5 separate regions of the Homo sapiens genome follow, and all the other regions are linked to region 5. Evidence: chromatin contacts called from ENCODE Hi-C or POLR2A ChIA-PET data. All regions are on one chromosome and are shown on one strand. Each heading gives the region's core, a stretch centred on a gene start or an enhancer-like site at or near the end of the contact. The rest is flanking DNA. Distances are from core to core; before and after follow the strand shown. Region 1 holds the start of PAN2 (poly(A) specific ribonuclease subunit PAN2). Region 2 holds the start of ANKRD52 (ankyrin repeat domain 52). Region 3 holds the start of SPRYD4 (SPRY domain containing 4). Region 4 holds the start of NXPH4 (neurexophilin 4). Region 5 holds the start of NACA (nascent polypeptide associated complex subunit alpha).

Region 1 (2,700 bases), core at 15-2,514, 390 kb before region 5:
AAAGCAGCTTCCTTGGGTTAAGACCAGATAAAGACCTTCAACATCTTTCAACCCTCACAAAGGGGTACAGTTCTTACCCCGTGGCTCCCCACCCACAGCATCTCCTCGTGCAAGTCAAAGTGGGAGACGGAAACAGGTACACCCACTTCAGCCACCACGCTGTGCAATTCAGAGTAGACACCTTCCATTATGTGCACTGATTCCTGGACGGGAAGAGCCTCCAAGGCCACTCCCTCTGGGTCCAGCTCCACATTCTGTAGCAGACTTGGGTTCAGGTGGGCATCCAAGACAGGGTCCAGGGCAGAATGCATGGCTGGGGCATATTCTGCCAGTCCAGGGTCCAGACCCTCAAAGTTCATGATGACGATGGCAGCTTACACCTGTGTCACACCCTCCCTTACCACAGTCCCTTTAGATGCCTGACCCAACCTTCAGCAAGACAGCACCGATGGGCCTAGAATGGACATCCTGGCCTGTAAGGGGAAAGAGGTAGCTGAGTCAAGGGTAGGCCCAGGTACTGGTACTTAGGGTCTTCTAGGTTATGGGGGCAGGAGGGAGATGAGGCAGGCATGAGGGATGAGACTGCCAGCCAAAGGATGAAGCAGGCGGGGGAGGGATGGGCAGTGGGGGTGGAGGTGGTAGAACTGTTGTCCCTATCCCTCCTCCGCTAGGCCCTCTGTACTCTCCACCACCCCATTATCTAACCTAATCCTTGACTTCCCTTTCTTCTCACTTCGGACTGCTCACTTGCCTTGTTCAGCCCTGAATCATCAGGTGAAGGGAGCGAGAATTGCGGGGGTTGGAGTTAGGTAGAGGGATTTAAGGTGCTTTCTCCCAGAATTGGGGGTGAAAACGGGTGGATTGGACGGTGGGGAGAACGAGAAGTCAGTTTCCTAGAATCCTCTCCAATAGCTACCCAGGATTCTCTAGAGGAAAACAATAATGGCCAGTTACCCACAATTGGGGCGGGGGCAGGGGAAGGTGACGGAAACGGCTAGTTACCCAGAATTCTCTGGGGGAACCAGAAAAATCGGTTATCTAGAATTCTCCCACGGCAGCGGTGAGGAGGGGGATAGGGCAAGGGTCAGATGTGTTCCTGGGATGCTTACGGGGAATGGGTCATTACCAAGATTTCTCCATGGCGGATATTTTGGAGCGCGTGGAATTAGAACGAGTAGGGGGAGCGCAAGCGCTGTCAGCTCCGCGGGAAATTCCAGTTTCCCCAGTTCTCCCCCACGCCTAGGGCTCAACCTAACCACTACGGCGCCAAGGACCGGGGTCCGAGGCGCTTCTTCCAATCAAGAAGGGCTCGGGGCATATTTTAGCCAATCAGAAGGGCTCCGGGCGCATCTAAGCCAATCAGAAGGAGCCAGGTACGGCGACCCCAGGAGAGAGCGTGTGACGCACGCGCCGGAAAAAGAGGTTACGGGGCGCCGGTGGGACAAACGCAGCCAGACGCCGGACTTGTTGGGTGGCGTTAGAAAGTAACTCTGTTTTTAGTCTTCTTGAACAAAATTACGTCTAGGTTTGAAAACCAAACTTTTATGCTTTCTATAACTTTAGGAACTCTAAAATAAGGGACACACAAGGCAAAGCACTAGGAGTCGCTGTTGGGTATTCCCAGCGGGGCTTAGTCTACCTCCTCTTCCTGCGGTGCCCTAGTGAGCCACTCCGCCACCTCTGACCCTGTTGCCCCCAAAACTCGCTGGCATTTCCTATTATTTCCAGATATGGGAGAGAAAAAAAAGGAAGCGGGAGCCGGACTCCTGACACAGTCCAAGTGGCTGCATCTTCTACAGGCATCCATCTGAAACTCCCATCCGTGATTGTTCCCTCCCCAGAGACCCCGGTAACATTCCCGGGTAACAAGATGCCCCTGGTTATCAAATTCCCCTAGCTCTTGAGGCTGGCTGGACGTTATCCCTCAGAGGGGGATGAGCATGGCAAATTGGGACTTGTTATTCTGAAGGATTCGTGGGTCCTGTGAACTCTAATTACTTTGAAATGGGTCTAGGTTGTGAGATGTCTCAGAGCACTTTAGCTCAGCTGTTATTACTGTTTCTAAAGGCCACATAAAGGGACTCTGATGGGAGACATTCCTCATGGAGGATTCAATTCTATAACATTTCTCTCAATAAAGGCTGGTAAATAGACCTTCATTAAAGGAACCAAGAATTTAAATTTCTAGGACTCAGAGGGGTGGGGTCCTATACCCAGTCAGAGATCCTACCTAGAGCCTAGACCAAGAGAAAAACACAGATGGTCTCTCAAACTGATTTGATCTGACTTCGCAGGTCATTAGATATAGAATCTCCGAAAAAGGTGGATGCTGAGAGACATAGACAGTTCCTACACTTTAAGAAATCTCCATCTTGAGGTCTCAAATTGAGAAAGACTTAACAGACCCATGAGAGTTACAGATCCCTAATAACCTGGGCTAAATAATCCATGTCTGCCGGGCGCAGTGGCTCACGCCTGTAATCCCAGCACTTTGGGAGGCCGAGGTGGGCGGATCACCTGAGGTCGGGAGTTCGAGACCAACCTGACCAATATGGAGAAACCCCGTCTCCACTAAAAATACAAAATTAGCCGGGCCTGGTGACGGGAGCCTGTAATCCCAGCTACTTGGGAGGCTGAGGCAGGAGAATCATTTGAACCTGGGAGGCGGAGGTTGCAGTGAGCCGAGATGGCACCATTGCA
Region 2 (2,700 bases), core at 117-2,616, 470 kb before region 5:
GTTTCGGGAGGCAGCAGCACGATGAAGAGGGGTCAGCCACAGTGTGTCCTTAGCATTGACATTAGCACCTGTGGGGATATAATTTCCTATTTTGATGGAAGGTGGGGAGGAGGTATGAAGGAAGCCAGTAATCAGGCCAGGAAATCTGAATGGAGCTGGAGCCTCGCCTGGACCAAGCCGGGGAGAGCAATCCTTGAATATCAAAAAAGACTCCTCCCCTCCCTTCGCTCCCTATGTGCCACACCTTCCAGCTCCCCACTTTCACCTGACATCAGTAGCAACTGGAGGATGGGGACATCGCCTACGTAGGCAGCAGCATGCAATGGAGTTCGCCTCTCTTGGTCCTGGGAAGGCAAAAAAGAGCAGGGAGTATGGGCGCGGGGTAAGGGGGCTATCAAGGACCCCAGCCCAAGTCTCAGAGCTCCAGGCCCTTCCCCACAACCTCTTCCCATAGTTTCTGCAGCGTCCTAAGTCCCGGTATTGGGAGTCAAAGGCAAGCACCTAGGGAGGGTGGAGTCAGGGCCAATGGGCTGAGAAGCCGGCTCCTTTTTCCAGGAGGGGTGGGGGCGCTGCAGACTCCGGAGGTTGAGAAGAGAACAACGTTCCTGGGCATTCCCAGCCCAAGTGATCTGGGCTTCAAGCCTGACCTGCTCTCCATCCCCAAATGCAGAGTAGGCTTTCACTCCAGGATGGAAAGAACTGCGGCCTCATCTGAGCAGAGGAGACACGGAGCCGCCCCACCGGTGGGGAGGGGTCCAGAACACGGGAGCCAGGATTCCGGTCTCGCCATCCTCCCTGCTCCCAACTCACCAGCACATTGATGTTCTCCTTCTGCGAGAGTAGGGAACGCACTTCCTCCACATCTCGGCTAAAGATGGCCTGGACCAGGGGCGGCTGCAGAGAGAACCGGCATTCTGAGAGCGGGCTGGAGCCGGAGCGGAACCGGTGTGGGGGTGGGGGTGGGGGAGCACCTAGGTTTGAGTGGGGGGCGTCCGTGGAGGGGCTCCACTCTAGGGATTCTGGCTGGAGCGAGCTCCCGCGGTGCCTCCGCCGGTTGCCAGGTCCCCAAGGACACCGGCTCGGTTGAGGGGAGCGCGGCATGGGGCGGGGCGGGAGCTGCGGGAGCCCCGGGCTCAGGCCCAGCCTAGGCCGCACATCCCCGGGCTCGCGTGACGGCAGCGCCGAGCCCTGGAAGGAGGAAGCGGGAAAGGGCAGGAGGGCTGACCTGGTCCGTGATGCTGAGGATCCCCATGGCTCGGCCCGGGCTCCGTCCGCATCGAGCTCCCGGCGGCGGCGGCGGCGGCTCCACCGGGGACACGGAGCGGCCCAGGCGGCGGCTGCGGTGGCGGCTGCAGGGAGAGCGCGGCCCCGCCTACCGGGGGGCGGGCGAGTTGGAGGCCGCAGCGCTCCCTGGCGGCCGTCCTGGTCCCGGCGCTCCCCGCGCAAACGGACCCCGGCCGCAGCGCCCTCCGCCCCACCCTGGCGGCCCCAGCAGCCCCTGCACCCCCGAACTCGCGCGCCGGCTCCCCGGCTCACGCAGCTGGCCGCGCTGTGCTCTCCGCTCCAGTCTGGCGGCCCAAGGGGTTCCCCACAAGACCCTAGCGGAAACCTGGGCCTTAGTCCCGCGGTGCTTCCCAAACTGAGGACCGAACGGCTGGCCAGATCTTACCCAGCCCACAATGCTCCCGCCCGAGCTAACTCCTCCCGTCAGCGATTCCACACCCCGAAATCCCCCACAGACTAGGAGGAACTGGCGGGTGGAGAACTGGGAATTATGTATGGCAATAGCCCCAGAGGGAGGGAAAGCGTGTATCTCCACTGGCGGAGGCGTGAGTTCGGTAGAGAAGAAATAGCAAAAGTGCTCAAACTGCAGAGAAACCCCAAGGAGGATTCTACTGCAGAAAACACCCACAAAGAGGCCATGACAACTGGCAGCTGGAAAAGGCCGCCAAGACCAACAGAAGGGGCATTTTCCAACTCCTTACTGATTCCATTGCAAGGTTAAAGTGGAAAACACTCAACAATTTCTCCCCAGAACAGCCTGTGGCGCTTCCCCTCCTCCAATGGAGAGGCCAGAGAGCCGTCAATTAGAGAAGAAATGAATGGAGGTCATCTCAACCCAGAAACGGAAAAAGGAGGAAGACGAAAAGTGGAGATTGAAAAATTGATACAATTTATAAAAGGTGATCCAGGGTCCTGTTCAGAGTTTCACAACTCAATACACATTGAAGAGAACACGAAATGGACGAAGTGCAGCATGCTGGCGTCCTGTCAAGGCTTTATATATAAAAATCCTCCCTTGAGGGGAGAGGAAAAAAATTAAAAAATAAAAATACATTTTATTTTATTTTTTGAGATGGAGTTTCACTCTCGTCCCCCAGGCTGGAGTGCAGTGGCACGATCTCGGCTCACTGCAACCTCCGCCTCCCGGGTTCAGTGATTATCCTGTCTCAGACTACCAAGTAGCTGAGACTACAGGCGCCCGCCACCCTGCCCGGCTAATTTTTTATTTTAGTAGAGACGGGGGTTTCACCATGTTGGTCAGGCTGGTCTCGAACTCCTGACCTCAGGTGATCCACCTGCCACGGCATCCCAAAGAGCTGGGATTACCGGCGTGAGCCACCGCACCCGGCGAAAATACATTTCAAAAAAGCCTTCCCGGCCGGGCGCGGTGGCTCACGCCTGTAATCCCAGCACTTT
Region 3 (2,763 bases), core at 208-2,707, 260 kb before region 5:
GAAAATTGCTTGAACTCCAGAGGCAGAGGCTGCAGTTAGCCAAGATCAAACCACTGCACTCCAGCCTGGGTGATAGAGTGACACTCCGTCTCAGAATATACATTTTAAAAATATATATCTAAAATCCTTTTTTGAGGGGTAGGAGGATGGAGGTGGGATGTATGTTGCTATTGCACTGGCCAGCAGAACCTTGAGAAGTGGACTGATTAAAAAAATGTAGGCCTGGCATAGTGGCTAACACCTGTAATCACAGCACTTTGGGAGGCAAAGGTGGGAGGATGGCTTGAGCCCGAGAATTCGAGAACAACTTGGTCAACAAAGCGAAACCCCCGTTTCTACAAAAAAGTTAACGGGGCATGGTGCGTGCACATGTGGTCCCAGCTACATGGGAGGCTGAAGCAGGAAGATCGCTTGTGCCTCGGAGATGAAGGTTGCAGTGAGCTGTGTTTGCGCCACTGTGCTGCATGCAGCCTGGGTGACAGAATGAGACCCTGTCTCAAAAAATAAAATAAAATGGAATGCAGATCGAAATGTTCAATATAGGCTGTCCATAATCTCCTACCTCATACCCTGAACCAAAATATTGCTACTCTTGGTTAAGTTCAGAAAACTGAATGCTGAGTTAAACCATCCGTTCCTAGCCTTGAACATACAAAACCAACATTAACAGTATTTATGTATTTACTATTAATTATAAACAACTGTGAATTACCCAATGGTTGCTATTTGCCAATATATATCTAGATTAATTATTATTATTTTTTGAGATGGAGTCTTGCTCTGTCACCAGGCTGGAGTGCAGTGGCAGAATCTCGGCTCACTGCAACCTCCCACTCCCTGGTTCAAGCGATTCTCCTGCCTCAGCCTCCCGGGTAGCTGGGATTACAGGCGCGCGCCACCACGCCCGGCTAATTTTTGTACTTTTGGTAGAGGCGGGGTTTCACCATATTGGCCAGGATGGTCTTGATCTCCTGACCTCGTGATCCGCCTGCCTCGGCCTCCCAAAGTGCTGAGATTGCAGGCGTGAGCCACCGCGCCCGGCCTAGATTATTCTCACTTAATTATTACTAAGGTCTGTATATAATTTCTATTTTATAAATTAGAACACTAAGGCTCAGAAAAGTGGAGTGAGTTGCCCAAACTCACACAGTGAAGCCGGGATCAAAGCTAATTACAGTACTGTCTAATTTTAAAATCTATACTTCTAAGCATCTGGCTACACTATATCTCTAAAAGTTTTACGTAGTTCAAATGTGAGCAGCGTTCGTCTACGCAGAAAAACTGAATAAGCAGCATTAACCGCGGGCAGAAACAGAACAGAAACCACTACCTTGGCGGCCGCCCGCCCCCGGGCGTCGCCTACGTCATAACACTGCGCGGCCGCCCCTCGCGCACCACGTGCTAGGGGAGCGGGCGGGCAGATGGCTGTGTCTGTAAGCGGGAGGCGTGCCCGGTTCATCCAAGGCGCAAGATGGCGCTGCTTTTTGCACGTTCTTTGCGCTTGTGCCGCTGGGGAGCCAAACGATTGGGAGTTGCCTCCACAGAGGCCCAGAGAGGTAGGATTATCTCTTTTTACTCTTTTACCTCCAGAATGGCTGCCGTCTATTATTCCCAGACCCCACTCCGAGAAGCAACTCCAACCCTCTCGGGTCTTTTCCTTCCCCACCTGCCTTGGTCTTAAGATTCCAAACCTGTGATACCATTTGGTTTCTTTAAATTCCGGGACTTACTCAATCCGAGTTTTTCAGCTCCGTGAGCTATCCGTAGTAAAGCGACCTCGCGACTCTCTTGCCCGCTTGGCATTCTGACTCTTCCCTAGTTGCTCGTGTATCATGGCTGCCTGCCTCATATCTGAATATATCACCAGCCCTAGGGTTCTAGCCCCTGTTATTATCCCGTCTTTTTGCTCTGCCCGCAGGCGTCAGTTTCAAACTGGAAGAAAAAACCGCCCACAGCAGCCTGGCACTCTTCAGAGATGATACGGGTGTCAAATATGGCTTGGTGGGATTGGAGCCCACCAAGGTGGCCTTGAATGTGGAGCGCTTCCGGGAGTGGGCAGTGGTGCTGGCAGACACAGCGGTCACCAGTGGCAGACACTACTGGGAAGTGACAGTGAAGCGCTCCCAGCAGTTCCGGATAGGAGTGGCAGATGTGGACATGTCCCGGGATAGCTGCATTGGTGTTGATGATCGTTCCTGGGTGTTCACCTATGCCCAGCGCAAGTGGTACACCATGTTGGCCAACGAGAAAGCCCCAGTTGAGGGTATTGGGCAGCCAGAGAAGGTGGGGCTGTTGCTGGAGTATGAGGCCCAGAAGCTGAGCCTGGTGGATGTGAGCCAGGTCTCTGTGGTTCACACGCTACAGACAGATTTCCGGGGTCCAGTGGTGCCTGCCTTTGCTCTCTGGGATGGGGAGCTGCTGACCCATTCAGGGCTTGAGGTGCCCGAGGGCCTCTAGTATGTCCATTACTGGAGTCCCTAATCACGCCTTTGGCCAGCCTCCTTTTGAAAGTGTCCGAAGCCTTTTTACTTTGCCTCAAGCAACCTCTAGCTCCCACAATTCAGTGTTGGGTCCTCTGTGCAATATCATGATCATCTTCCTCATCCCCTACCTTGTGAAAGCTAGGCATACAGCCAAACCCTCCTTTTCCCCACCCACCAACTACTGCCAATTTCCTAGGCTACCATGGGTGTATCTTCCTTGACCTGCTTCCTTCAGTCCCTCTGCCTCCCTTTGCCCAGGCCTTTCTCAGACTGTATTCCA
Region 4 (2,700 bases), core at 145-2,644, 490 kb after region 5:
TGGGTGTCTCTGAATCTGCCTCGTCCTCTCAGCACCGGTCCTTTTCCTGACTCGTGTGTGTGGCTGTCACGTCCCATATCTATCTGTCCATTTCTTTGTATGTGCCCCCACTTGTCTTCTGGGCTGCCAGTGACAGCATACACCTGTGTATGTCTCAGTGTGTGTGTCCACCTCTGTGGGTGTTTGCTCTCTGCCAAGACAAAGAGAGGGTGAGCGCACTGAGCAACTGTCTGGGTGTGCTCGTCTGGGTGCAGGTGTGCTCACCTCTGTTGCTGTGCTCCTCTGTGTGTTGGGGTGCCGCTAGGTGTGCGCCTGTCTCTGTATTTCGCTCTGTGTGCCCTGTCCCCGTGAAGGCATCTGCGTGCATCCCTGGGGTGGGCTCTCAAGGGATGTGTCTGTCTCTCAGTCTCTTTGCTTGTCCCTATCTCTGTCTAGGTGTTGGTCATACCACAACCTCAGCCACAGCCTCAGTGCATAGCAACAGCTGACAGCTGAAACCACCCGGGCAGGAGAGAGAGAGGCAGTGGGGAGGAGGGAACCGAGGAAGAAACAGAGAAGAGGATGGGGGCAGAGAGCTGGGGCTGGGGACAGAGACAAGGACAGAGATAGGGAATGGGGACAAGGATCTAGAAGAGCTGGTGGTGAAAGATGGGACGGCGGGAGGGGAGGAACAGAGACTGCACCAAGAGGCCAGGCAGGCGGCGCTGAGAGGGATTTCCTGCCCAGCCCCCATGCAGAGGCGCACTGGGCCTCGTGGGGGTCAGTGGTGGGGGCCAGGGGCAAAGGTGAACAGCCGGTCTAGCCGAGGGGTCCTGAGACCGCAGAGGTGCGGTGAGGCGGGGACGGGGCGGAGGGCGCCGTTTGTCAGCCCTATTGACAGACGTGATGGGGTTTCCGTCCGTGATCAATGATTCTCATCTCCGGGCCGAATGAGCCGCGGGGCGCCCATCCATCCCCGTCAGCATCGCGCGGCGGCAGCCGCCCGAGGCCCCGCCCGTCCCCACCTCGGCCCCTGCCCTGCGCCTGCCCCGACACACCTTGGCCCTGAACAGGGCAGAGGCCCGGGGCTTGGAGAGCGTCGTCCGGCTGGGCTCCGCGGCGCCCCCACTCCAGGTGCACGGGCCCGGAGCCCAGAGCCCCACGCCCTGCCCCGTTCCTCCTGGGCGCACAGACGCGGCCTCTCGGGGGACCAGTGCCTGAGCCCCTCGACCCCCTCCGCTTCGCACCTGGGCCAGGGGCGTGTCCGGGGCGTGCCGGTGTGAAAGTCACCTTCGGTGCCCCCAGCTGGGCGGGAGGGGGCGCGCGGGGCGCGGCCGGGATTGGAGCGCCGCGGAGCCCCGCCCCCCGCCCGCGGAGTCAGACCCAACTTTCTCCCCCGCCCGCGCCCCGCCCCCAGCGCCGGCTCCGCGCCTCGCGCCCAGTCCGCGGGCCGCGCCGCCGCTCCCGCCGCTCCCGCCGCTCCCGCCGCTCCCGCAGCCGCCCCGCCGCCCGCCCGGAGCCCCGCGTCCCTAGGCCTGGCTCCCGCCTGCCCGAGACCCGCCCAGCCTGCCCCGCTCAGCCGCCAGAGAAGATGCGGCTGCTCCCGGAATGGTTCCTCTTGCTCTTTGGCCCGTGGCTCCTTAGGAAGGTAAGAGTGGCAGGGCTGGGGCGCTAGCGCGGGCGCGGGGTTCCGGGACGCGAAGGTCCCAGTGTGCGAGGGGCTCCGTGCGCCCGCCCCGCCCCCAGCTCCGAGCGTCCCAACTTTGCGCGGCGCGGGGGAAGCGGACAGACAGACTGCCCGATTCAGGACGGGCACTCTCCTAGCGCAAGTTGGCTGAGGCTTGGAGAGGGTGCCGGGCGGAGGTCCCCCTTGCAGCCGACTTCAGGCGCGGCGGGGGAGGGGACGAAGCCCGACCCGCGAGTGCGCCAGACAGAGCGGGAGTGCGAGACAGACAGACAAGCCAGCAGGGTGTCAGCCTTGCCGTCTTTCCGCGCCAGTCTCGCTCGCCTGCCTCACTGTCTGTCTGTCCTTCCACCCCTCCACCCCCGCCTTCCCATTTCTCTTCTCTGCACTTGTCACCATGCCAGGTGGGCTCTGTGTCGGGAGCATCCATGGCCCGAGCACACACGCACACACGGACTCAGGCAGACACGGCTGAACTTGGCTACAGCCAGCCTCCCATCACATTTCCCACGGAGACACCATCTCCCCTGCACGACCTCACAGACACACCCCCCTCTCGTGCCCCACTGAAGGGGGAGGCTGTCTGGAAGGGGAGTCTCTCCTCCCATGCCCTCCCTGCCTCCAACCCCACTCCAAGGCCTCTTTCCCTGAGGCTCTCGGGCGAAGAGCCAGAGGCTAAGGGAGCTCAGACTTGATCTGCCTCCTTCCTGACTTGGAGGCTTCAACCTGCGAACATGCTGTGCTCATATGTGCTGGGTGGAGGGCGTGGGTCACCGTGTGCACCTGTGTGCATGTGTCCAGGGAAGCCAGGCTTGGTCCAGTACTGGGGCCGAGGGTACATGTGTATACTGGTGTGGTGTGTGGTGTTGGCTTTGCATGAGTGAGTGTCAGTGCCTGCCTCACAGTGCAGCCATCTGCCTATGCCCCTGGTGTGTGCCCGCAATGGGGGCCCAGGCCCCAGTCCCCCATTTTCCTTCTACCAGCCTCCCCTGCCTATGGCTTCCCTGTTTTCTGACCCCCAACTGTGACCTACCTAG
Region 5 (2,707 bases), core at 8-2,507:
CCAAGCTCTGCTAACTAAAACCTTGATGCAACTTGCTGGCTGGAGTTTCACAAATGCTCCGGGCTCCTTGGCCTGTGTCATCTAGTTCCAATAGGTAAGAATCACTGAGCCCATTCCCTGCTGAGTTTTCCTATGTGAGGTGGGGGTTCCACAGGAGAGCTTCTTTTGAGGCGACAGGCATAACATAGAAAGCAAGCTAGGGTACTTTTAACGTCCACGAATCTTAAAAATATTATTTTTACTCCAAATCCCTAAAGAAGTATCTCCAGGATAGTAATTTTACGGTCTATCCTCCTTGGTAAAGCTGCAACCCCATCCTCCTAAAAAGTGTATTTCCCCTTGGTCATTTTGCCCACCAAATGGCTTTAGGGTTAATTTTAATTAATGGCAAGGAGGGTAGGGAAACCTACCTGTCTCAGCCTGGGGCTGCGGCAACTCCTGCTCTGTAGCAGGGACGGTTTCTGTGGCTTCGCCGGGCATTTCTGAAGGAAGGGAATAAAAAGGAGGCCTAAATTGATTGGGATACATTCACTTGCCCAACCCGGAGATAAGTATTCTTAAAAACTCCGAGGAGGGCTGTTAGAAAAAAATCGTGAGGGTGTTTGGTGACAACCTTCCCCAAAGCACCTGGGAATAAGAGGTAAATATGATGTGACCCTCACGCCTCTATCAAGGCCAGCAATTCCCACTGCATTCTCAACCCGAGGGAGAGGATCCCGGGCTGGCTCTCGATCATGGGAGACTTCAGACGCTACTGTGAACCCCCTCCACTCCTAATACTCACACTGGCTGGGCTGGGGCCTCCTGGACTACGTTTGCCGACTTTGGGGTACCAGGAGGGGAAAGACGGTGTTTTAAGTCCAACACTTGCTTGTCACAGGGAGAACGGTGTTACAGGTTCTAAGGCTGTGACCCCTTACCCTTTTCTGGATCCTGTGAAGCAGTTCCCAAAACAAGACGCACTCCTCTTCCGCCCTCAACACTGCAACTGCTCCCATCTCTGCAGGCTCGGATTCTGGGCCCGCCCCGCAGCCCTTCTACCCTGCTTTTGCCAGGACACCAACCGCAGACCCCATTTTGTCCGGAGGCCCAGGGGCGAGTAGGAACCCTGTGGCCCAGTAAAGCCTCCAACTCTCCTTAACTCTCAGTCCCCGGGGCGGCTTAGCCCGAAAGAAAGGCGGATGGCTGCGGATAGACAGTAGCGGCACAGAAAGTACTTACTGTGCAGGGAACGCGGAACCAAGATGGCGGCAGAAAGACCGAGCGAGAGCGTGACCCACGCCTGTTGCAGAAGGAAGCCTGGAGCGGAGGGGGTGGGACTAGGATCCGATTCCGGGTCAAGAGCTGCCGGCAGCCACTTCCTTTGACGAGTGACTGTCAGGCCGTTCCCACGGCGGGGGTGGTGACAAGGACTAAAGGGTAAGAATTTAGAACGGGACGCGCAGGCCTAGCAGGAGCTCTCTGCGCGGACCCACGCAGTCCTCAGAACTAAGCAGACTCCGCCCTCCGGTCCGCGAAGTGGCGACTGCGGTATTAAGTCGACCTCGCGATTTCTCAAATAGTGCAGGAAGAAGACATTAAATAGCGAATGCTAGAGACTGCATTCACAACATTGGAGGGTGGAAGTGACTTAGGCTAACCAGTTATTTTTGGAACACACGATGTGAAAACATTTAAAAGCTGCTGGACCCTCTCCCCCCCCATCAACAACAACAAAAAAACCCATTTTAAAACTTGAGAGATGTGATGGGTCACATATAACTTCAGTTCAGATTATAAATTTAATTCGATTTTTCTTGTTCTGTTCAATGACTAGAGAGACTCAAACGATGTCACCAGATGACAGCAACTCATGCGTGTTAAACTCTTCGTAAAACAATGTTAGCTGTACCCCCGCCCCCCCCCCAAAAAAAACACTTCTTGTAACCAAATTCTGTAATTATGTTCCAACCTTGTATGGATAACGTAATCCAGCTAAAAACTCCTCTGTCTCCCTAAATAAATGAAATCGTAACTTCTCTACTTCTGAAGGCTGACTCCATTCTTTGGAGGTTTTCTGGTTGGTCCATCCTCACACTGCCCTTGAATAAACTCTTTAAATAGATTCCGGCCCTTTTGATTGTTTTAGGTTCACGACAATTTAGCCGATGTTGAAATTATAAAGCTGCAGATTCTCCTTCCCAGAAAAAAAGAACATAGGCACATATACAATTCCTTTGCTTGCTATTTTGGGCACTTCTTGGATTTTTTTTTTTTTTTTTTTGAGTCGCTCTGTCGGCCAGGCTAGAGTGCAGTGGCACGATCTCGGCTCACTGCAATCTCCGCCTCCAGGGCTCAAGCAGTTGTCCCGCCTCAGCCTCCCGAGTAGCTGGGATTACAGGTGTGTGCCACCACCCCCGGCTAATTTTTTATTTTTAGTAGAGACGGGTTTCACCATGTTGGCCAGGCTGGTCTTGAACTCCTGACCTCAGGTAATCCGCCTGCCTCGGCCTCCCAAACTACTGGGATTACAGGCGTGAGCCACCATGCCCAGCCTGTTTGTTTTGTTTTTGGGACAGTCTCACTTTTATTGCCCAGGCTGGGGTGCAAAGGCACGATCTCGGCTCACTGCAACCTCCCCTTCCCGGGTCAAGCGATTCTCCTGCCTCAGCCTCCCGGGTAGCTGGGATTACAGGCATGCGCCACCACGCCAGTCTATTTTTTGTAT

Evidence for each region. A loop is a pair of places that touch in the nucleus more often than their neighbours do. ChIA-PET counts read pairs that join two places held with the same protein, here RNA polymerase II (POLR2A). Pooled maps may share reads with other maps.
Region 1: a loop to region 5 is called in a map with no recorded cell type, with 11 times the contacts of the local background. The contact joins the promoter of PAN2 here to the promoter of NACA in region 5. A Hi-C loop is called at or near these places in 3 of 37 single-sample maps with no recorded cell type and 8 of 50 pooled maps. POLR2A ChIA-PET finds 5 or more read pairs at or near these places in 4 of 52 experiments (T-cell, activated CD4-positive, alpha-beta T cell, activated CD8-positive, alpha-beta T cell and 1 more).
Region 2: a pooled map shows a loop between it and region 5 (6-fold over the local background). The contact joins the promoter of ANKRD52 here to the promoter of NACA in region 5. A Hi-C loop is called at or near these places in 1 of 37 single-sample maps with no recorded cell type and 7 of 50 pooled maps. POLR2A ChIA-PET finds 5 or more read pairs at or near these places in 2 of 52 experiments (T-cell and activated CD4-positive, alpha-beta T cell).
Region 3: a loop to region 5 is called in a pooled map, with 14 times the contacts of the local background. The contact joins the promoter of SPRYD4 here to the promoter of NACA in region 5. A Hi-C loop is called at or near these places in 12 of 50 pooled maps. POLR2A ChIA-PET finds 5 or more read pairs at or near these places in 8 of 52 experiments (CD8-positive, alpha-beta memory T cell, H1, HEK293 and 5 more).
Region 4: a loop to region 5 is called in a pooled map, with 3 times the contacts of the local background. The contact joins the promoter of NXPH4 here to the promoter of NACA in region 5. A Hi-C loop is called at or near these places in 1 of 37 single-sample maps with no recorded cell type and 5 of 50 pooled maps. POLR2A ChIA-PET finds 5 or more read pairs at or near these places in 2 of 52 experiments (A673 and T-cell).

Annotation. Positions count from the first base shown.
Region 1 is chr12:56,332,736-56,335,435 of GRCh38, forward strand. PAN2 (poly(A) specific ribonuclease subunit PAN2) reads right to left here and starts at 1,265. Exons shown (of 26, transcript NM_014871.6): 1 at 1,127-1,265; 2 at 78-473. The coding sequence starts at 359. RefSeq lists enhancers at 1,101-1,270, 1,396-1,615, 1,533-1,702 and cis regulatory regions at 1,170-1,201, 1,186.
Region 2 is chr12:56,257,018-56,259,717 of GRCh38, forward strand. It overlaps ANKRD52 (ankyrin repeat domain 52), which reads right to left and starts at 1,367. Exons shown (of 28, transcript NM_173595.4): 1 at 1,226-1,367; 2 at 811-894; 3 at 266-344; 4 at 1-68. The coding sequence starts at 1,252. RefSeq lists enhancers at 1-369, 676-725, 806-855 and silencers at 916-985, 1,006-1,555, 1,566-1,625.
Region 3 is chr12:56,467,121-56,469,883 of GRCh38, forward strand. SPRYD4 (SPRY domain containing 4) reads left to right here and starts at 1,458. Exons shown (of 2, transcript NM_207344.4): 1 at 1,458-1,556; 2 at 1,919-2,763. The coding sequence starts at 1,472. The coding sequence ends at 2,457. RefSeq lists enhancers at 1,126-1,195, 1,206-1,385, 1,706-1,755, 2,176-2,305.
Region 4 is chr12:57,215,400-57,218,099 of GRCh38, forward strand. It overlaps NXPH4 (neurexophilin 4), which reads left to right and starts at 1,395. Exons shown (of 2, transcript NM_007224.4): 1 at 1,395-1,627. The coding sequence starts at 1,571. RefSeq lists enhancers at 793-1,292, 1,440-2,048, 2,049-2,655 and a silencer at 958-1,417.
Region 5 is chr12:56,724,042-56,726,748 of GRCh38, forward strand. NACA (nascent polypeptide associated complex subunit alpha) reads right to left here and starts at 1,258. Exons shown (of 9, transcript NM_001365896.1): 1 at 1,222-1,258; 2 at 411-482. The coding sequence starts at 480. RefSeq lists enhancers at 1-4, 1,064-1,113, 1,204-1,333.